Regions from separate parts of the Homo sapiens genome. Here region 2 is linked to region 1. Evidence: read pairs that join two places in POLR2A ChIA-PET (ENCODE). Cell type or tissue: PC-9. All regions are shown on one strand. Links, peaks and the distances in the headings refer to the core of each region. The heading gives the core; the rest is flanking DNA. Region 1 has its middle 55 kb from the start of MFAP3. Region 2 overlaps GALNT10 (polypeptide N-acetylgalactosaminyltransferase 10).

Evidence for each region. Peaks named below come from ENCODE experiments on the same cell type or tissue, not always from the same donor. Only the 100,000 strongest peaks of a DNase experiment are listed, where the experiment ranks them.
Region 2: POLR2A ChIA-PET joins it to region 1 with 5 read pairs; 2 of 35 experiments call an interaction of 5 or more read pairs at or near these places.

The regions. Positions count from the first base shown.
Region 1 is chr5:154,087,315-154,100,491 of GRCh38, reverse strand. No RefSeq gene overlaps it. Among named protein-coding and RNA genes, the nearest start is that of MFAP3, 55 kb to the right of the region's middle. In PC-9, for the core only: no CTCF peak of the experiment used is centred there; DNase peaks (open chromatin) are centred at 7,891 and 9,641; H3K27ac peaks cover 2,127 bases.
Region 2 is chr5:154,192,885-154,203,163 of GRCh38, reverse strand. All of the region lies in intron 1 of GALNT10 (polypeptide N-acetylgalactosaminyltransferase 10), which reads right to left. Among named protein-coding and RNA genes, the nearest start is that of GALNT10, 7.3 kb to the right of the region's middle. RefSeq lists enhancers at 71-200, 1-273. In PC-9, for the core only: CTCF peaks have their summits at 5,417 and 5,621 (motif pointing right); DNase peaks (open chromatin) are centred at 4,113, 4,823, 5,243 and 5,593; H3K4me3 peaks cover 881 bases; H3K27ac peaks cover 3,438 bases.

The DNA.
Region 1 (13,177 bases), core at 3,223-11,222:
CAAATAAGCCTGTATTTACCACTTCTGGGCCTTTGCAGATACTGTCTCCTCTGCCTGAAGGCCTTCTTTTCTCTTCCTTTATCCTAACCTTGTCATTTATATGACAAGATTTTATTTGACTGGCGGATCTATTATATGCTAGACATGATTCTAGTGCTATTTGAAATGACCATAGTCGTAGATTGCAGACAGGGCCACAAATTCCTCACTTCCCTGAATCCATGGCCCCTTGGCATGCCCTCCAATTCTGACTCTGGGTTTAGTCATGTGATTTGCTTTGGTCAGTGGGATGTTGGCAAATGCGATGCAAACAGAGGTCTGAAAGGGCTTAAATTATTTTTTCTTGGAAATCTTCTGTCACTGTGTGAATGAGTCTGGACTAGCCTGCTGGAGGCTGAGAAACCTGCGAAACAGAGACAATCTACCCCAGCTAAGGGCTCTAGACCAATCAGCCCCAAGTTAACCTGGCATCTATTCACAGATGCATGCCAACCACAGAATCTTGTGCTAAATAAATGGTTGTTATTTTAAGTTACACATTTTGGGTGGTTTGTTGAATATGGTAGATAAATAATACAACCACCAATTGTTTTTACCAATTTAATACCTCTTACTCTTCTCTTGGTAATAGCAAATATATAAACACCTTCCTCCGTTCTCATCTATGCTATATGCTTCCAGTGAAGTTGATTCGAACTGCTGCCTCTGACTCTGGAGATGGTCAATCAGTGTATCCCTGGCTACCAGAATGGGCACATGACTCAAGATGGTTCAGTGAGACTCAGGTCTAGAATTTTTGTTGGAATTCTTGGAATAATGATGCCATTTTTCTACTGAGATGGCTTGGCTAGGAGAATATGAGTCTCAAGAAACTGATAGTAATCTTGCCACTGTGAGGGGAGAGTCTGCCTTAGAATGAAGCTAACCACAGAAGAGAGAAGAACTGAGAGACAGAGAGTGAGCCCTGCAGACATCAGGTGACCCTGGATCAGCCTGTGCTTGCAGTTCCATCTCTCCTTGGGGTTTTCACTTACATAGGACAACAACAACAACAACAAAAACCAACTCCTATATTTCTGCTTAGCCAGTATGAATGGAATCTGTCATGTACAACCAAAAGTTTCTGATGGATACACTGCTCGAATGCTACCTTCTCCAAGAAACTACCTTGTCTCCTAGCAAGAATGGGGGTTCATACAGATTTTTGCATGTGGTCAAGAACACTAATTTCAAATCAGAGACACCTGAGTTCAGATCCTGGGTTTGCCATTTGCTAGCTGTGGATACCAGGCAAGCAACTTAATATCACCAAGCCTGGATCAAATGGCTACTTTAATATTAGACACACACAGGATTGTTGTGAAGGTTACATGAAGCAACTGTATGTGTAAATCACTTGGTACACATTTAGCAATTGCTATTATTGTGAAAAAAATTAATTATTCCTTACTTCCTGATGGCAAGAATAGTGGCTTAAATAGTCCTTTATTCCTTGTCATTTTTTTTTCTGAATTCAATGTATTATGTAAGACTTTAAACACAGTAGAGGCACAACTTTTTATATGTGGGTTCCTTGGGCAGGATAATAAGTTATATGTCCTTTCATCAGAACAACCCTGATCACTTTCTTCCTGGTTATCAATCAGCCCAAGGGTGGAAAATGGTTGATCTGGAGAAGGTATCAGGTTGTAATCTCAATTACCTAGCATAATTTTCTGGTCTTCTCCTTTGGAACCCACTGGGAACATAAAATATTATCTCTGTTAGTAGCATAGCATGGTCCCAGAGCAGAAGCCTGATAAAGCCAAATGTGCACTAGTGATACACATGTGACTGTGGGAAGAATGCAGCTGCTTGTCAGCAGGGTGGCTACAATGGACATTGGTTTTTGTTGTCTGCTTGTCTCCTTTCCTCCTTCTTTTGAAGCTGCAAGTCGAATTTCATGCAGAAATAACCCTGCTCCATCTCTCAACCAGTGCGATATTGGAGTGCTAGGCTTTCCCCCAGCTCCAGCTATGGGTCCTTGAATCAGGCATGGCCAGTCAGTGCTTGTCCCACCTCACTGACTCCAGGCCAATGGGTGTGAGTCCTGGGACTTTTGCTGGAACCATTGAGACAAAGAAGCTCTCTTTTCACTGGGGTTGCTAGGCTAGAAGAATGAAGCCAAGAGTTTGTGGTTCCCATCTTGCAACCAAGAGCAAGAGCCTATGTTGGTGTGTGTGTATATACAGGGCCAGGGAGAGAGGGGAGGAAGTAGTGGAGATGGCAACACAGGAAAGCCAAGGCAAGCGATGGACTGCCAGGACATGTTTTAGTTCCTCTATCCAGCCATACCTGAAGACCAACTTACCCCTAGACTTTTGAGTTACTTGAGCTAACGTATTCTCTTTTTTATTTAAGCCAGTCAAAATTGGGTTCTGTCATGGAAAGAATCCTAAACAACTTCTCTGAGCCTCAGTTTTGTCTTCTGCTAAATGGAATTTAATAACACCACTCCTACACATATAAGATGTTGAACACAATGCTGGCACATAGTAGTAACTGTCCTTCTTCCTCTGAGCTCTGGGAGTGAAGGTGACTATGCCCCCTTTTTTACATGCAGCAGCTCAACCTTTGTTGGCCAGATGACTAAAAATTGCTCAGAAGGCTGACAGAAGGGCCAGCAACCTTCTTTCCCTGATGCAAATAGCATCATTTCTTCTGGGTAGACGGAAGAGCTCAGCAGAATGTGTATTTGTCCCTGAGCTCTGGTTTTTGATTGCCACCTGGATGTGCCCAACAGGTAGCCTGCTGTGTTCTACATGCCACAGCCAGATGATAAACCTTTGATTTTTGCTCTTCTCTGATTCTTGGGAATAATGGGGTCCATAATGAATTACATCCCCAAGAATAGCTGTAATTGTAACAATGCCAGAGAAACGGAGCTGGCAAATCAGCCAGTCCTGTGAAATGCACCTACTTGGTTCCAATCACTCTCTTTGGAATGAATACCATCCTTATTTGTTTTTTTGTATCCCAAATTTCTAATAAGCAGTGGGCTTTCTGTGGGAAGTGGAGAATAAAAACCAGACATACGGGAGGTTTTATTCTCAGTTTGAGTGCTTTATTCCCTTGTATGTGCAATTTCCCTAGGAATTTGGTCACAGGGAAAGAAGATTTCTGCAACCCTTCTTGCTGCCACCAACCCTATATCATGTCAAGGAACTGACACCTGCCTTACCTGGAGATGCAGAATCATTTGTATGCTGTCCAAGGTGCTGATAAGTGGTACTCTTATGGAAATCGCCAGGGGAGCAGCTTGGCTCAGCTCAAAGGCTGTACTGTCCACAGTCAGGGAGAGGTATGGCTAGGGTTCCAGGCTGCAGGGTTGGTAGGAAGGGGAAGCTCCTGGGCACTCTGAGTCTTTTCTTGTCAGCATGTCTTCTTGGAAGGCCATATTCATCTTGGCTCTCTCTCAGACCCTGGAATCTACACAGAACAAAATAATGAGCAGTCCAGGGTCAGGACGGTAAATATGATTTCTAATACTCAACTGGAATGGTAGGTAAACATAAGCAAATTTAGTACCAATTATATTTAGTAGTTGCCACTATTGCTCGTGTATTATGTGTCAGGCACTGTATGATAAGTATGCTGTATCATTTTCTCATGTAATCCTTATGACAAACCAGTAAGTAGGTACAATTATTGTCCCTATATTTTAGTCAAAAAAAACTCCTGGAACTTAAAAAGAAAAAATAGTTTGACCGAGGGCAATAGATTGGTTTTGCACTCAGGTCTGCCAGACACCACGAGAACCTGACCTTTTAACCATCATGTTCTGCCTGGTAAACGTGCTCAAGGAGGGGTTCTAGAATACATGGGAAGGTCAGCCCCTGGCTCATCTGGCAATTAAAGGCAAGGCACTTTCTCATGGAGCTTTGAATTCTCCAGCTGTAAAATTAATGGGTTAGCTCTAAGCCCTTGAATTAACCAGGTAGCCCTGTTTTAGTGGTGAGCTCCCTGTCCCTGGATGTAAGCTTGAAGCATAGCTAGGGAACCACATGGCAACAACATGACAGAAGGGGTTCAATCACAGGACAGCAAGATGGGTCCACACGACCTTTACTGTTCTTTCTTCTATGAGAGTCTTATGCCAATTTGTCTTAAAAATTGAAATTTTCAAATTTTCAAATTGAAAAGGCCAATGCTTGTGCTCCCTAGGACCTGATCTTGCCAATTTTGAGGCTGCTCTATTTGTCTGCTGCAATTTGCTATGGTGACTCAGCAGGAGGCAGGGAGGAGGCACGACAGCCAGCGCTCAGCCTTCCTCCTGAAGATGTTGCTTGGCTAAGGGAGGGGACACTGGGTGGGAGGTCCCCAAGATAATTGCTCTGAATATATTTGTTGCTGATGTTCCCTTTGTCTTCAGCAGGCGCCAGATTTCCCCACTCTAGCCGAGTTCTCACTTGGTTGAACATTCGAACAAACGCCCATTAGGGAAGCTTGTCACTTTCTCATTTGAGGGAAATGTCTGACGCAGAAGGGCAGGTACCACTTAAAATGTCAAGGCAGCAGTGTAGCTAGCAGGTAAATTTCTGTGTAAAACTCCACTTTCTGCTTTGGAGAAAGGAAATGATGTTAGGATTCTTGTATGGCAGTCAGCCACGAAGACTATCTTGAGCTGGAGAGGAAGGGGTAAATGATCTCAGTAATCCAGACAGTTCTTTCATCAGTTTAAGATTCCAGTGCTTACTCCCCCAAACCCCAACATTTCTGGTCTTCATTCAAGGCACCCTGTTCTCCTTCCAAGGCTCCTCTTCATATTCCCCATTAATCAACACTTCTTCCATCATTACCTCCCCTATCTCTACAGCAATGTCCACATTCCTCTCAGAATAATGTCCTAACTTATCTTCCTGACCCTAACTTCTCTGAGTGACAGTCTATTCTACAGGCAGTCCTCAACATCAGCTTCCCAGCATAGAAAATTTCAATGGTTTCTTGAGTGTTTACAGAAAACAAAAGACACCTCCCCAACAACCCCCAAGCCTAACACTTATGAGTGCTTGCTGCATGATGCCAGGTGCTTCATGCATTAACTTGTTTTTCACAACAGCACTATGAGTTGGGTACTAATAAGTACATATTACAGCTGAGTAACATGAGGCTGAGATATTAAATAACCTGCTTAAGAGCTCCCTACTTGTAAGCTCCTAACCCAGATTTAAACCAAAGTGGTCTGCATTTTTCTCCCACTTTCTTTTATTATTACTATTCATAGACTATTTTTTAGAGATTTTTACGTTTACAGAAAAACTGAGCAGAAATTATAGTTCCTATATACTCTCTTATCCCCACCTCAGTTTCCCCTAACATCTTGCCTTAGTGTGGTTTATTTATTATAAATAATGAATCTACACTGACACATCATAGTCACCCAGTCCATAGTTTACAGCAGGATTCACTCTTGGTGTTGCACGTTCTGTGGGTTTTGGCAAATGTGTAATGACATGTATCTACCTTATACTATTATACAGAAAAGTTTCACAGCCCTAAAAATGCCCTGTCTCCCACCTATTCATCCCCTCCTTCCTCTCCCCATACTTCTGGCAACCACTGATCTTTTCACTGTCTTCATAGATTTGCCTTTTCCAGTTGTCATATATTTAAAAGCATGCAGTAGTACATAGTCTTTTCAGATTGGCTTCTCTCACTTAGCAATATGCATTTAATGTTCCTCTATGTCTTTCTGTGGCTTGATAGCTCATTTCTTCTTCTTCTTCTTTTTTTTTTTTTTTTTGCTGAGTAATATTCTATTGTATGGATGTACCATAGTTTGTTTATCCTGGTATATATTTTTAATTTTTACAATCTATAGCTTCCTTGAAGGCACATTACTTAGGCTGAAGTTTCAGATATTTCCTAATCTGACCCTCGCCTTTCATCCCAATTTTATTCTGACCTCACTGTTCCCTGAACATGACCTTCATTTCTCTGAGCTTTTGCTTGGAGAACATTCCAGGAATGTTCAAGCATGGATAGCCATCACCCCACTGCCATACGGCAGGTGCGGAACCTAAGACCAGACTTAAACCCATTACTGAATTGCATTTCCCAGGGGATTGATTTAGGAATGAGAATGTTACCTAGTGGGAACCAATGAAACCTGCATTGAGAGTTCATAAATTTGAAGCTGAGAGGGTATGAGGAGCAGTGGCAGCTCTATTGTGGCCCAAGGGAGAATGTGTCTGAGAACAGGATCATTTGTGGGAGAAATGAAAAAGAGAAATTAGGTCATAAGGATATAATATACACCCACAATCAAACTGTATTCATGTGCACCTGTACATTCTTTTTCATTCAAGTGTATTTTGGTTGGGTTTCTGATATTTGCTACTACAAGGACTTGCCAATACAGGTGAAGAATGGTAGGTACTATAAGAACAGTATGGCTCAGTTTTCCCAACAGACCATCTGTAGATTCACTATTCATTCAACAGATATTTATTACATATCTATTATGCTCCACATGCTGCACTGAGTGTTGGCCACTGGAAAGGACTAACAAGAGCTTTTTGAAGCACAGAGATAGTGAATCCATGCATACGGGGGTCCCATCTGCACTAACAAACACATTTTTTTAGCAAACATTTATTGTAGGACACATGGGGTGGTGTGAGGGGTTTTTCTGGGTAGCAGTAGCTCAGTAGGCTTACTCCTGACCCAGCTACCTAGAGGCTTTCAGTAGTTTCTAGTTTCTTCCACTCCTGGAAGAATAATGCAGGGCAGGAGTCAACAAAGCCAGACCCCACCACCACTACCACCATCATTGGTGGGAAGGGGTTTCTTCCCCTGCTCAAGCCTAGTTCTGATTGAACTTATGGGTGCCTAAAAATTCATCACCTCTTTGTCTGGCTCCACAGAGAATTCAGCCTAGTGAGCAGGTGATGGGATATGGCAGCATAGAGCCGTTGAGTCAGGGCTCACTCAGGCTGTGATGGGGTTGATAGTGCTTGCTGCATCTGCCCATGGAAGGTATACTTGTAGCTCGTTTTTCTGAAGAGCACTTCCCTTTAATCAAATATGTGGTGCCGCAATTCTGAAACTTTAACATGCATATGGATTTTCTGGACATCTTGTTAAAATGCAGATTCTGATTCAGTAGCTCTGGGGTGAGGCTTGATATTCTGCATTTCTAACAAGCTCCCTGGTGACACTGAGAGTAGCAAGCATGTAAGAAACAGAACATGAATTTATCTTGGGAATATTGCCTGTTTTGTCATTGGGCTTGCTGCCTGATTTCCTTAAAATCTCTGATTGTTTCTTATGCTTTAGAGAAATACTTGCACCTGGCTGAGTTCAAGCATAAATTCCACCTTTAAGTAGGGACATTTTCAACTTGCAATATACTCAAATGAGGGCACCTGAAATCAATAGCGAGGCAAACTATTTAATAACCAATTTAGTTATTCAGTAAATATCTGCTGAGCTCCTACAGTTGCTGGACAGTTGCTCTATTTTGGGATAACAGCCATGAACTAGAAAGACATAGTATTGTCCTCTTGGGACTTCCAGTCTAGCAGTCACAGAGACCAAAACTAAGCAAGCAGACAATCAAATACAATAATTTCAAGTTGTGGTAAGTGCATGGATGGACACTAATAAACGGTTAAGTTTGAGACTAGTAATGGGGAAGGGAGTATTTTAAAATAAGTGGTTGTATTAGTTTCCTATTACTGCTGTACAAAATTGACACAAACTTAGTGGCTTAAAACAACATAAACATATTTTCTTACAGTTCTAGAGGTCAGAAGTTCAAAATCAACTTCACTGGGCTAAAGCCAAGGTGTCTCAGGGCTGCATTCCTCTTGGAGGCTCAAGATTCTCTGCATGACATTCCATTCTGCAGGCAGTTCTGAGCAACAGCTTCCCAGCAAGTAAAATTTCAATGTCTTCTTGAGTGTTTACAGAAAACAAACAACATCTCCACTTCCCCCCCATCCCTAAGCCTAATACTTATGAGTGCTTGCTACACGATGCCAGGAACTACACTAGGCATTAACTTGTTTTTCACAACAGCTCCATCGGGTGGGTAGAAAGAGACATATATTACAGCCGAGTAAGCTGAGGCTGAGAGATTAAATAACCTTCCTAAGAGTTCCCAACTTGCAAGTGCCTGACCCAGATTTAAACCAAAGGGGTCTGCATGTTTTTCTCTCTTTCTTATTACTATTCATAGACTTTATTTTTTAGAGAAGTTTTAGGATTACAGAAAAGGTCAGATTCTGGAGGGGAAAATTCACTTTTCCAGCTTCTAAAGGCCACCTGAATTTCTCAGTTCAGGGCCGCTTCCTCACATCATGCCAACCTCTATATCTGCTGTTAAATCTGTTTCTCTCACTCTGCCTTTCCCACCCTCCTCTTATAAGAACTTCTGCAATTACATCAGGCTCACCAGGACAATTCAGGATAATCTGCCCATCTCAAGATACTTAATCACATCTGCAAAGTTCCTTTTGCCATGTAAGGTAACACATTCACAGGGTCTGGGGATTAGGATGTGGGCATCTTCAAGAGGGGGAGTAGGCATTATTCTATTTATTACAGGAGTCAAGAAGGCCTCTCTGAGGAAGTGGTATTTAAGCAAAAGGCTTAGTACAAGTCAGACATGGGCAGACTAGAGGAAATAGCTTTCCCAAAGGAGGAAACAGTAAGAGCAAAGGCCCTGAAGAAGGACGGGGCTTTTTAAGTACAGGGACTGGAGAGAATGCTAGCATGGGGGAGCAGAGAGTCAGACAAGACGAGAGTGGAGCAGCAGGCAGAGGCCTGACCCTGTGGGCTGTAGTGAGGGCTTTGGATTTTATTCTAAGTGTGATTAGGAGCCATTGAAAAGCCTAAGCAGGTTATTGCAGTGATCTGATTTGTGTCTGAAGGGGTGACTACTACTTGGCTTGAGCTCATTCTTCCCATGTAGGAATGCCAGCCCAGTGTGGCCAGGTCTTCTGACTTTTCAGGGAAAGGTGCAAATCTGAATATTTCTAATGTTAAACCCTCCATTTAAAATTATTGAAGCCAGCCGGGTGCGGTGGCTCACGCCTGTAATCCCAGCACGTTGGGAGGCCGAGGCGGGTGGATCACGAGATCATGAGATCGAGACCATCCTGGCCAACATGGTGAAACCTCATCTCTACTAAAAATACAAAAATTAGCTGGGTGTGGTGGCACATGCCTGTAGTCCCAGCTATTTGGGAGGCTGAGGCAGAGAATCGCTTGAACCCAGGAGGAGGAGGTTGCAGTGAGCCAAGATTGTGCCACTGCATTCTAGCCTGGCAACAGAGCAAGACTCCATCTCAAAAATAAAATAAAATAAAATAATTAATAAAAATAAAACAATTAGCTGGGAGTGGTGGTGGGTGCCTATAATCCCAGCTACTCAGGAGGCTGAGGCACGAGATTCACTTGAATCCAGGAGGTGGAGGTTACGGTGAGCCAAGATCGTGTACTGCACTCCAGCCTGGGCAACAGAGGGAGACTCCGTCTCAAAAATAAAAAAAAAAATTATTGAAGCTATACTGGAAAATTTTAAGGTACACACGCAGGTCAGGTTTGGCCAGGAGCTACAGGGACACCTTCTCTGAAGAGGCTCTGCTACATACTTGCTGCATGACGTGGGGTGAATGACCAAACCTTCTGAGCCCCAGGTTCCTGGTTTGTACAATGGAGAATAATGGTGGTTATTGCAGAGGGTTGTTGTAAGGATTCAGAGTATATCAATGACAGAATACATATAAAATACTTAGCATAGTGCCTATAAGCATCCAATATGCGCATATCCATGTATATGTATTTTTTAATTTGAGGGGATTACATGAAAATTGGAAAATAGATGGCCTTTAAAATTGCTTCTGGCTCTGAGATTCTAAGATGATTAAAAATGTCCTTATTAATCAGACCATATATTTAATAGTGACCTTGAGTTGCCTTTCCTAGCCTGGATTTAATTTCCTTATCCAGTATGCATTGTACAGAATGCATCTTTGGTAAGATGACAATGGACTCTAAGACAACTATGTTTGATGGCAAAACCCACTGCAGTGAGGAACAAAATTCTCTGTTGTTGATTACACACAAAACCAAGGAGTAGAGCCCCAGTGATCATGTAGCTAGAGATCCAGCAACTTTTCAGTTTGCCCTTTTCCTCAAGGGCTTTGGAGTTGTGCTTCTGACAATTCATGTGGTTCTTTCCTCCTTTCTACCCAGTAGAGAGGAATCTGGGAAAGGGATGGACATGTGTAGCTCATTGCCTGAATGTGGGCAGGTGAGCTGGAAGCTTAAAGGCTTTTGCTCAAGAGGACATCGTCTGAGAATCATGCTAGGTATCTCTTATCTCCAGGACCCAATGCAGTAAAGTATGGAGCAGAATCAGAGCAAGACTGATCCCAGGCAGAGCTCCAGGCAGGAGTGGTTGTCAACAGGCACTGGAGGATGTGCTGGGTTTAAATCTTATCAACCAAGAGCAATTCTTGCAAATGACAGTGACAGATAAATTGCTTGACTTCTTGGAATACCACCCAAGGACACTTGGGCACAGAAACACACCCACATGCACACAGAATTTTGATTTCTTTATCAAGCTTCAGAAAAGTTGGAAAGATAAAGAGCCATCCTTGATACCAACACATCTCTTTCTCTAATTGAACATCCCCAGCAGGAGTCTGAGGTCACAGCACTAAGCCAGATGGCCCCAAATTTTCTGAATCTGACTTTTCAATATCTCTAATAGTGTGAGGAAACTGCACAGTACCATACAGACATCAGGCATGTATTCTAATGTTACTCTTGCCCTGGGATGGCATTCACTCAGTGAGCTTCAGTGTTCAAGACTGGCCACTAGGCTTCTTTGTTTGCAAATTGCGGATTGGCTCAAGTTAACTCAGGCCCAAAGGGGACCTGGTGGAAGACTGTGGGGCTGACAGAATCAAAGGAAAGGTGGGCACCTCAAGCAGGGCTAGCAGAGGGATCCAGGGCAAGAATGGACTCACTCCCTAGGGACTCCATCTGGTGAGTCTGTGCCATGGTTTTCAGTTCCTGGTGATTGTGCTCAGGATTTAAATCCCTGAGAGGTTCTCATGGCATGAATTAGCTCTTTCCTTGGCCAGAGAATGGCCAGCACTAACAGGCCCGCCAGACTGCATGGTATGGGAAAGGAAGTTTCTTCAGAGAAACATTGATGTACTATTAGCAATAGAACGGGAAGAAGGCAGGCAAGCAGAAACAACAGATGTCTGCTGCAAAGGCCTTGCCCAAAAGAGGTTCCGGCCGTCCCTGCTGTCCCAAGTCCCATGACTCCTAGCGCACACTATCCCCTCTTCTTTACTATTAGGTTGGTGCAAAAGTCCTTGTGGTTTTTGCCATTTCTTTTCAATGGCAAAAACTGCAGCACCAACCTAATATATTCCCCCTTCCTCCAGTTCACACCCTGCACACACCAGGATAGTTCACACCCTGCACACACCACGATAGTTCACACCCTGCACACACGATAGTTCACACCCTGCACACACCAGGATAGTTCATACCCTGCACACACCAGGATACCCTTGCTGCCTACCTCTGCAGGGTCCCCAGGCCCATGTCATATGAGGTGGACCCTTGTGGATCTCTGCCTATGATGCATCATGGTTTGGTTTAAATTGATTGACATGGCACAACGAATAAGGTTTATTGAGGAAATGGAAAACTTACAAAGCTGGTGCTTCTATACTTCACAGGGAGGAGCCATTTCTGGGCCTGCAGTAAGGATCTGATTGCCAGTAGGGACCAAGTGGGCCCTGTTCTTCTCCCATTTGTAGACCAAAAGTGAGAAAACAGTCTTTGAAGAGGGTGGAACACATAGGCTACTCGGTGCTATCAGTCCAGAATTATGGGGCCAACCATGTAAAGAAATAGTGTGGGGACACCAGCTGTCCTGCAATTCATCTTACGGTGCATAGAAAATTAGAGTCCTCCCTCCCAGGTGAAGGAAGCCAGCAGTCCTGTAGAAAGCTGAGTGTGGGGGCAGCCCTTCTGGTGTGGAGAAGGAGGGGGGATCCTGGTCCTAGCTAGCTTGTTTTCGGGCAACCCAGGACGGACAATTCTCCTAGCTGCGCCACACATACCCAACTTATAGTTCCTTCACTGATACACACTCCCAAGCTCTAATACCCACAAATTAGACATCTTCCATTTCTCTGAACACCTTATTAGGGTTCCCTTGAGAATTTTCCCTCTCTTTCCTATGTTGGTCTTTATTCATCTCCTCCGAGCCTCATACCCTAGATTTTAGAGGCCCATGTTCCTGTCTTCTCTACTGGACTATAGTCTTATCAAAGGTATTTTCCATATGCCTCTTACCTTTGTAATTTTGTCATTAATTAAGTGTTTGATCCAAATAGGCCCTCCACACAACATAGAGTTGATGAAAGAGTGAATGAATGGTTCAGCTGCAAGATGTAAATCTACTCAGAAATGAAATGAGGATGGATCATCCAAAGTAGCTCTCTAAGAAATGTGAGGAGGCGGTATGGATGACAACACTACCAGGGATAGATGAATGGCAGGAAACCTTGTATGGTTTTGGGGGTGGAGTGGTAGAGATGGTGTTGTTGAAAACATTGATTCCCTCAACGAATATTGTCGGTCATCTTCTACACATCAGACCCTGGGCAAATCCATGGAATATACCAGTGAATAAGGCATTTAGGATCCTTAACCTGAAAATGTAACAGGATATTCTTTAACTTCCTTTAAACCCTTAGAATGAGTTTTCTTTGCTTCACTAAGTCCTTAATACTCCAAGATAAACTGGGCTGTCTCAGATCCAGATTTACTAGTGCATGACATTGAATCAGAGGGAAACCTGGACCAAAAGGTGCCTGTATTTGTTAAAGATTAAAAAAAAAATAATAAAAATCTCGTTTCTTTCTGTCTTTTAATCTGCACACATTCACATGGTTGGTCACATGGAAGTTGAGTCAAGATTTGCTCTGCACAAGCCAGTTATTATGCCAGAGTCACAGCAGGGGGTGGCATTGTTTTGACAGACTCACAGGCTCCAAAATGTAAATGGCTTAAATGTAACATGCCAGCTCTGTGAGCTGTCACTCAGAAAGTGCTCAAACCTTTCATCTGTCCAGAGTGAAGTCTGATCAACGGT
Region 2 (10,279 bases), core at 1-8,000, 110 kb before region 1:
AAGAGAGTCCATACAAGTCACAGAGGGAGGAAACTCACACCGGGGCTTCCCCTCGCCCTTAACTGCTACAGAGAACAAAAGAAAGCAAAAGCCTGACAATTAGAGTTAAAACTAATCAAATGTCCCTTTAATACCTCTGGCTTGGCACTTGGCAGCCTTCTTAACGTGCCCCATTGTTCCCTGGCAGGGCTTGGATGGCAGGAGCCCTCAGCTGCCTCTCTTGCTGCCAGGGCAGAGTGCAGAATAGCAGGCGAGGGGGGTCTAGGCTGCGAAAGGGAGAAGCAGAGAGGCACACCCCAGGCTGACTCTGCTGGGAGACCCCACCCCCACAAGCAGAGAGGCCCCACCCTAGCGGGAAAGATAGCTCACACCACACCAGTGTCTGACAACCGCCCCGAGGGAGGGGTGGCAGGAAGAGTTATGGGTGGGAAAACTGACTCTGCTCGTGTGCCAAGAAGGTATTATTCCCACTTACAGGTGAGGAAATGGAGGCCAAAAGACGTTAAAAGACTTGCCCAGAGGAGTCAATAAAACATGGTAGCTAAGAGCACAAGTTGGAGAGTCAGAAATCTGAGTTTGAGTCCCACCACTTGTTTCTTGTATAGGCCTGGGAAGTGACTTAAGTTTCCTGAGCCTCAGTTTTCCCATCTGTAAAATGACAACAGTAAGGGCACTCACTCCCTGGGATTACAGTGCTGATGAACTGAGATGGGCACAGTGCATAGCACGCAGTAAGAGCTCAATAAACTAATGATCATTGCTGTTTCTGCTGTGGAGCCAGTGCTCAAGGACAAAGCTAACTCCTGGCCACCACACCGAGCTGTGCCCCACACTCCATGCCCCACTGCCACACCAGGAGCCACCTGGAGCCTCCAAGGGAAGGTTCTTGAAATGGCGGGCAGAGGGACCCCCACTCCTGCCCCGGCAATGAACCCTACTCTCAGAGACATGAGTGGCTATGTTCAGCTGCCTCTGGGGGGACCTAAGCTGTTCTCATCCAGGTTCTCTCTTTTCTAGAAACCTCCTGGGTGCCTGTGAGGTCCCCTCAGACCAGGGAGTGGAGCATGTACCATTTCTGCTGGGAAACCTGTCTTCACTCTCATTTAATGGATCCTAACACTTCCCCAATAATAGGAAGATACATTCTGGGGTTTCCCGACATGCCAGGAAGCACAGGCAGAAAACAAGGTGGATTCTGTACCTACATCATTTCTTTTTTTTTTTTTCTTTTCCTCGAGACGGAATCTTGCTCTGTCACCCAGGCTGGAGTGCAGTGGTGCGATCTCAGCTCACTGCAACCTCCGCCTCCCAGCTTCAAATGATTCTCCTACCTCAGCCTGCTGAGGAGCTGGGATTACAGGAGTGCGCCACTACACCCGGCTAATTTTTGTATTTTTAGTAGAGACGGGGTTTTACCATGTTGGCCAGGCTGGTCTCAAACTCCTGATCTCGTCATCTGCCCATGTTGGTCTCCCAAAGTGCTGGGATTACAGGTGAGAGCCACCACGCCTGGCCTGTACCTACATCATTTCTAACAAATCTAGAGCAGCCCCTGACATGGCTAAAAACAACAACAACAACAACAACAAAACTTTATTAGACAGGGTAGACCTGAAATTCAGATACCTAGAAATGGACAGAAGCAAGGCAAATGGTTTCTTGAGCTGAGATAGAGCAAGAATCATCTAAATATAAACATAAGTGAGTCTGTCAGAGCCTAAGGTTTATATACTTACACTTCCAAGTAATTATTTTTTTTTCTCTGAAAAGTACATTAGTCTTAGAGACAGAAGGATTAGCATCAACTTATTGGCTTTGGTACTAGTCGTGTCACTTATGCTCTTTGAACCTCAGTTTTTGCATCTGTGAAGTGGGGACCGTAAGCCCTGCCCTGCCTCCACCGTGATACTGGTGGAGGCAGAACTGGGAAAAGCCTATGGGAATTTGCATATCATAAAGGAGGGCTCCCAAAGTCGAATGTCTCCTGCAGCCTGGCCAGTTGTGTGAAAGGGTGAAGTGCCCAGGTTTGAGACCACTAAGTGCAGCAGGGGTGGTGGCCAACTGGAGAGCTAGGGTCTGTCTAGAGGAGACAGCTGTTCCCACATCCAGCAAATTCTTACAAAACTTGAACCTGAACTCAGCAGCTGAACTTTGATTAAAAAACAAAAAAACAAAAACAAAAACAAAAAAAACAGAAATTAGTATAGAATTGTTTTAAAATAGGAAATATTCTCATGGTTAGGTACTGGTAACATATGAACATTTAAAAATTAAAAAACCCAACTATCTATGGGCCATCACTGTTCAAGGCACACAAAACGTATCTCTGGGCTGCATCTGGCCCACAGGCCACCAGTTTGCAACTTCCATTAAAGTATACAGGTAAGGTGATTAAAAATACATAAAGGTCAAAGAAATTAATAAAAGAAGCTCTCTGAATGAAATAGCCATTAAAGTTTATTATTAATAAAATAACCACAAATCCAAATGACAGATCCTGGCTCTCCAAGAACAGAATTACTAACTTTTCACTGAAGTTAGGTACCAAATTTAGAAACTGGTTATTTCACAAATAGGCACACACACACACATACACATTTTAACTCTCAGCAGCTGACTCTGATCAATACTCAGGAGGAAACATGCAAAAAATAACAGTTTTCAGTTGAGAACATACAATGTGCTTTAGCAGCAGGACGTAATTTTCACACACACACCCCTGCCAGATGTTTCCAACCTGTTCCCTCGAAGAAACCCCCTTCCCTCCAGGAGCCCCTGTCGGCCCCTCTGCTCAGCAGCCCGCCTCTCAGAGGAGGCTGACATTTGTAACTCACAAGGGAGACCTACACAAACACACACACACAGAACCCTGGCGAACTGGGCTCGTGAGAGGCTGCCCGAGTGCAGCATCCAGGCGGCACATGGGACTTGCTATAATCCCTGCCCTGGCACGGCTGCCTGGGTATTCAGCTGAAAGAGCTTTCTGGAGCCAACAACAAGAACCAGGCTCATGGGGGTCTCAGTGATAACCTCCCACTGAGGCCTCCGCAAGTCCCTGTGAGCAGGGGCAGACCCACAGACTCGCCCCAGACCATCCAGTCAGTGGCTGGCGCAGATACCGGAAGGAAGCATCCCAGCTGGATTGGAATCCTGTTTCCATCACTTCCTAGCTGCGTGGCCCTGGATATGTTACCTGACCTCTCTGTACCTCAATCCTCACAACTGTTATTTAATTTCATCTAATCATCACCATGACACTAGGAAGTAGTGATGACTTTGCTCATTTTAGGAGAAGGAGCAGGAAGCCCCAGAGGTCAGGCACAGAGCCAGCAAGTGGCAGAGCTGGGCCTGAGGATCAGGTCACATTGGTTCCCAACTCCACACTCTCTCCTCTGCTCTCTCCAGTACAAGGGAGAGGTTTACAGGGTCTCCACAATACTAACCCTTCCCAAGAGACCCCCTAGTTCAGCCCAACACCCACGTAGAGGCACCTACCTCATCCTTGCCCATGGCAGGAAGGCAGAGCACGCATCCTGGAAGAGCAGCAGACTGTGGGCATCAAAGGAAAATAAAGCTCTACCGCCCCAGCCAATCCTCGCAGCCCACAGGAGAGGGATTCCAAAGTGCACCTCCCATCCCTGTCCTGAACTGGAGCCTGATCTGCTTGCATCAGATACAGTGCCACTGCTAAAAGTACCACAGAGCTCCCCTGTGGGTGCTGATTGACAACTTGGGAAGCTGCAGATAAACACACTTCCCAGGAACAGAAGTTCAAGGGCGGGTCCTGAAGCACTCCTGGGGAGAATGGAGTGGGTCCCTGGGGAAAGAGAGGTCTGTCTCCTGTCAGGTGGGTGGAGAGGAGTTCCCTGTTGGACCCTCAGTAGGATTTGTTAAATATGTGATCCTTGGCCAAGCCCAAACCAGCCCCTTCATGCTCTTTGGGCATGGATCCTGGTGTCACCATCCTTAACAGGCTCCCTAGGGATTGTGAAGCACCCTGAAGTTCAAGAAGAACCATTCCTAAGGCTAAGCTTCCAGCATGCAGCCAGCAGTTACTGAGTACCAACCATATGATTCACTTACTCACTCACCCCCTCAGCCATTCAGCAAATATTTTAGGCAAACAAGAGTGACCAAGAGAGAGGTTAGTTCCTGCCTTTAGGAAGCAGACAGTCTGGACAGATTAAAAACAATTACAGCATTGCGTGACAGATTTATATACAGGTCTCCGGGCCCTGGTTGGGAAGAATGCTAACCTAGGCTGCCCTGGCAGGAGTTAGTCAGGTCTAGGGGCAAGGCTGCAGGGAAGAAGGATGTTAGAAATCTTCTAGAGGGCCTCTGATCTAAGTAGGCAGATGAGAAAATCAAGGCTCAGAGGAGCTAAGACCCTTGAGTGACCCCTGGGGGCTGGAGTAACCAAAGAACACTTCCTGGAGGCAGCAGGCTATGAGCTGAATCTAGAAGGATACAGAGGGTCTGGGTTGTCCCAGGGTGGGAGTTGAGAAGGCATCCCCAACAATTGCTTCGCATTCCGAAGTTTCAGGAAGAGGGGTACCAAGAGCAGCCTCTGCATGCACAATTTCCTTCCCACCTCCAATAATCAGAGACTGCACCCACCTGGCTTCTTCCAGTTCTTCTGAACCCTGTGCTGTTAAGCCAACCACTTATCTTCGAATTGCTCACCTTCTAGACAAAGACAATGTTATGCAGCCCTCCCTACCTCCGCCAAAGGGAAGCCACAGAGAATTGAGTCCCTGCCATAGGCGAGGCACTTCACAAAGGCAGCGGCATCACCATGTTTACCAAGCACTTGTTCTGTACCAAGCATTGTGTTTGGGGTTTTACCCACAGTGACTCACTGAACCCTCAAGAGAACTCTCTGCCACAGTTAACATTACTACCATTTTACAGACCAAGAATTCCAGGCACACAGGTCAAGCTTGCCCAAGCCTCGGGTTTTGAATCAGGCAGTGTAGCTCCAAAGCTAGAGCACTATACGCAGCCCCACATGCCTCAAACCAAGAGGAACGGAGACAGGAGGAGGCTGAGGTAGAGGTTTCTCTTCCAGCACACACCACCACCACATGACCTTATGTGCTCCACTTCAGCTACTGAAGAGGCTGTCTTAGGGCAATGGTCCCTCTCACCTGCTCAGATGTCCAGGCTTGCAGGAAGGGCTTAACGGGCAGGGGTGGAAGACAGGTCCTTTGTCCTGCTCAGATATGGAGGAAGTATGGTGGTTAAGGACTCAGCACTAGGTCAGAGTTCAAATACCAGCTCCACCACTACAGGCTGTGCATCCTTGGGCAAGCACCTGCCCCTCTTCGAGCTTCAGTTCCCTCCTTCTTTCCTACCTGGTTACAACAATATTTAACAGATGTACAGGTAAAGGACCTAGCAGAGTAAGTGCTAAATAAATGGTAACTGCTATTACTACTATTAACATTATCAACCTCATTATCAGCCATATCATCATCATTCTTTGGATCAGTATCATTTTATGCTGTGGCTTTCATCACCTGAGAAAACTGAAGACAATTTAACATCTGAAGCTCAGCATTCTCTTAAAGCCATAGGGAAGGAAAAAAATAGGCCTGCTTTTTTCTTTTCTCTCCTATCTACACTCAGCAGAGGGCAGCAAACAGGAACCATTCAAAGATAAGAGGGAGAGAAGAGAGACACATGGAGAGAAAGCTACACACGCATAAATACACACCCACCCACCACAGCAAGCAGAATTGTTTAGCTTCCTCTAGCTTCCAAAGTATGAACACTCCACCTCCTCCAGCTAAGAGGGCCAGGCAGAAAAAACGTGGAAGCTGCAGAGACAGAAGTTCTTTTTCAGCTTGAGAGAAATTTTCAATGAATTGACTTTTAGTGTGTATGGGGGCAGGGGAGACAGTTCTCGGGACGTCTGTGAGGGGAAAGGAAGGCAGCGGCAGAACGGGTAAGTAAGATTCAATAAAGACAGCTTTCAATTGCTCTTTATCTCCACCCTCCACTGTGTGTTGGCAAGCATTTGCACCCAAGCCGTCCTCAGCAACAAACTGAGGTCCACACAGCTAATCATCTCAGCCAAGGGGTGGCAGTGCTGGAATGAGAACACAGACCTCCAGACTGCAGGTTCGGTGCCCAAAAATGGGTCCAGGGTGGCAAAGGGGTTTTCTCTCCAGGACCAAATCTCATCCCCAAGGAGTGATTACTGCCTGGAACACTGTGTCAGCAGGACTCTGGAGTGGATATTTGTGGGCTTCTTCTCTAGATATCTTTCTCCTCTTCCCAAAAGCAGCACCCAGAGTCTTCTCTGGGGAACTGCTCTTCTTAGATCTGGGTAACCTGACTCCACTCCTAGCTCTAGGGTACGTTAAGTCAATCAATACAGCTTCTCCTCCTGAAATCTGCGAATGGTTCAGACAGCACATTAGATCCAAAGTAGACCGGTAAGACCTAAGATCTTGCTAGAGCTTATAGAAAAGATGTTCTCTGTCTTTTGTAGAAGCTACCAGAGGAGACAGACCCTCTCCTCTAGGATCTAGGTGTGGATCTGAGGTCTGAAAGAGCTATTACCATTTTTTGCTGCCATGGAGCCTCAAAACAGAACAAAGCCAACACACAGAGAAAGTCAGAACCAACAGAAACCAGAGGAAAGGAGACCGAGCCCTGACAATGCCACAAACCTCTAGATCACACCATACCTGAAGCCAACTACAGTCACAGGAGCCAATATATTCCCTTACTCATTTCAGCCCACATGGCTCAATTTGTTTTGTTACTTGCAACTGATAGAGAATCTGAGGTGGTTCTTAGGCTCAAGTTCTCTCTGTCTGTCAGGGATAGCAGTAATGGTGCCATGTACTTCCCAGCCTTTAATTCCTCTACTCTTGTCCCTTTGCCACCTTAAATTTTAATCCATTTTAGTTGCTTTTAAAACTATAAAATGAGGCTGGGTATGGTGGCTCACGCCTGTAATCCCAGCACTTTGGGAGGCTGAGGTGGGCAGATCACCTGAGGTCGGGAGTTCGAGACCAGCCTGACCCACACGGAAAAACCCCATCTCTACTAAAAATACAAAATTAGCCAGGCTTGGTGGCGCATGCCTATAATCCCAGCTACTTGGGAAGGCTGAGGCAGGAGAATCACTTGAACCTGGGAGGTGGAGGTTGCGATGGGCCGAGATCACGCCATTGCACTCCAGCCTGGGCAACAAGAGCAAAACTCCGTTTCAAAAAAAAACAAAAACAAAAACAAAACACTATAAAATGTTGGAAAGAAAATGTACAAAAATAGATCTACAAAAAAATAGCCAGATAGGTTCCAGCAGATAATTGGTCTCATTAAGCAGTGGCCTCCAAAATTTGGGGTGATAATCTTGGCTCCTGAAAGAAATAATGGTAGAGAAGGATCAAATATTAGTATATGGAGGGAAAAAATTTCTCATGGTGAAATAGAACAAGAACTTGGAGAATGGATTCTGATCTGCGTTCCTCCCTATGGGAACTTGTTTAATTTGTTTCCCTTTTTCTCGGCCTCAGTTTTCATACCTACAAATTGAGGAGATTGGACTAGATGACTTCTGCAGCCCCCTGCCTGCTCTGATATATTTCAATCATTCAGCAAACACATCCTGTCTTCCAAGAGCCAAATCTTGTGCTTTGTGCTAGAGGAGGATGTGTTCCTACCTTAAGACATTTCCAGCAGGGAGGCCATGATACACTTCTTGCTGCGGGAATTCAGGTGTATATGCGCTACCTCCTTTCCCCACTCCACTGCGCATGAGGAGAAAGGTTCTCTGGAGAAACAAGACTCTTATTCAAGGCCTTCCCTTACCAGTTCTGACACATATATGGGATGCAGAGGGTCAGATATATGTAAAACACGAAACCTCTGCAAACACCGTCAGGAGCATTTAGCTGCCATGGGGCTTACTTGTAGCTGCCAGGTTTGCCTCAAGGTGCTTTTGATTCAGTGAGGAGATCCTGATGCCATCTCTGTGTAAGAGCTGACTGTGGACAAGGTACAATTAGCAAGCTAGATGGTTATCTTTTAAATGGGCTTTTGCTTTTCATTCCTGATTCCGTTATCTGTTACCGTGTCACTGGAACCAACAGATCAAAGGCTGAACATCCTTAGACTACAGCCTGAGAAAAGACATTCAAATATGAACATACCCTTAAGTTGTGGCCTCATTACAAGTTAGATACAGAGGCCTGTTTAAATATACTATCACTATTCAGATGTGTTTCCAAGCATACTCACAGAACCTCAGGATGTAAGAGTTGGAAAAGCCCTAACACAGTATCTATTCCCTACATTGCTAATGAGTTTCCATATGTCGTTAACTCTACTTGAGTAGCCCTGCTGAGAAACAGTCTGAGCCCAAGTCTGGTATTAGTAATGAAAAGGTTGATTAGCAATGTCTGCCCTGGCCATGGGAGGGGAAGCATCGTTACAATATGCATTTGCCTTTTCCCTTCTGAATCTAAGCCTCACTTAGCAGATGAGGAATCCAAGGCCCAGAGAGGTTAAACCTCTTTCCTGAGGACACACAGTGAGTTTAGGGCAGGAGAAAGGACTAAAAGCCAGGTCTCTGTTCCCAGGCCTTCCTCAGCTGGACTCCTTGGTAGACAGCAAGCCAAGAATGACAGAAAGAATGTAGGGAGCCGGATTTGTTCTGGCAAATCAACAACCCTTCCCTAGTGGCATCAGATTTCACCTGGGCATGCAGACAGAGGAGTGATTAGCAAGCTAAAGGATACTAGCCCTTCTGTGGAAAATTAAGGAAATCGTTCCAAGGCTACATTTCTATACTTAACTTTCTGATGGGCAAGGCTTCTGCCACCAGGAAGACTGAAAAAAGAGAAAAAAACATTGATTTCTGGATGTTCTAAGAATAAAGTTCAGCTCTAACACAATGAGAAAGAAATCCTGATACTTGAAAATTAAAGTCACCGGTATTCCATTATTCCACCAATTTCTATTCCACATATGCTATTTATCCAGTGAAGTCATTTTTCAACAAGAGATTATGGCTCAGAAATGAGGAGAGACTGCACTGAGTTTCTAACTTGAGCTTTTAATAACCTGTCCCAAACCTGGAATATGAAACAGACTGTTGAATTAAACCAAGATGTTAAACAGATTGGGGCTTGGAATGAGAGGGACCCACAAATTAAAAGGAAGATGTCTTCAAGGCTGGCATTTCTTGCTTGGTTTTGCAGCTTCCCAAGAAGCCAACTGTCTGACCAGATGACTGCTGAAATCCTAGAAGCATTATGTGTCCTTTATAAATCAGCTATCCCACCCAGCTCCAGAGGTACTCCCAGGATGAGCTGGCATGAGTTATGTAGACTTTCATTCTAGCAGATGATAAACACTATAAATTTGAAACTCCGTTCTTTAATCCAGTGGAGAAATCAAGGAGTTAGAGGACTACTCAAGTAGTGGATATGTTACTCTCAAAGAATCTTCTTTCAAACCCATATGGAACACATTTTTCATTTGGATAAAGTCCTGTCAGACTTCCCTCCAGAGCCTCTGCAGTTATTTCTACCAGAAGGATCAACGAGATGCTCAAAGATGATTCTCAACAATTACAAGAATGACAGGCTGAGCTCAGAACTGGTCAGCCCTGTTGAAAAAGCTCTGTATGCTCAAGATGCCAGATTTCCCAGATAGCAGCCTGGCATGTTACATGTATGTTCCAGTACACTGGGATGAGGGATGGAACACCATCACTCTGAGAAGTCAGCCTCTTTCCTCAAGGCCAGCTGACATTCAAACAACGGACTGGGGGCCAAGCCCAGTGCTCTGCATCTGTGGGAGAGTGAAACAAAAAGGGGCTGTGTGGAAATTTGGCAGGGCGTTCTTGAAAGGCAGCAGATGAATGCTGAATCCTGTAGCACCTAGAAGAGCTTATCATTGGGGAAACAGCTCCATTCTGCTGCTCCCATGAAGCAAAGAGATTTTCTTTAAAGCAAGAATAATCAGTTGGTATTCCCCCCAAACCCCCAAACCCCCTTCACCACTTCTTCCTCCTCCTCTTCATGCTATTCCAGAGAAAAAGAAATGAACAAAAACTAGATCTTCCCAGATGAGCCTGTCTATCCATTTCAGTTAGGGGCTCTGAGCAGCACCCAGCTGTTGCTCCCCTCTCTCTCCCTGCCCAAAAGTCTGCCTTACTCTATCAATACCCTCTTGCACAAGTGAGTAATTTACTTTGAAAGCTCAGGCCAAACTGGCAGTTAACCTTGACCTTCTCTACCCATCTGGGTCTACAGAA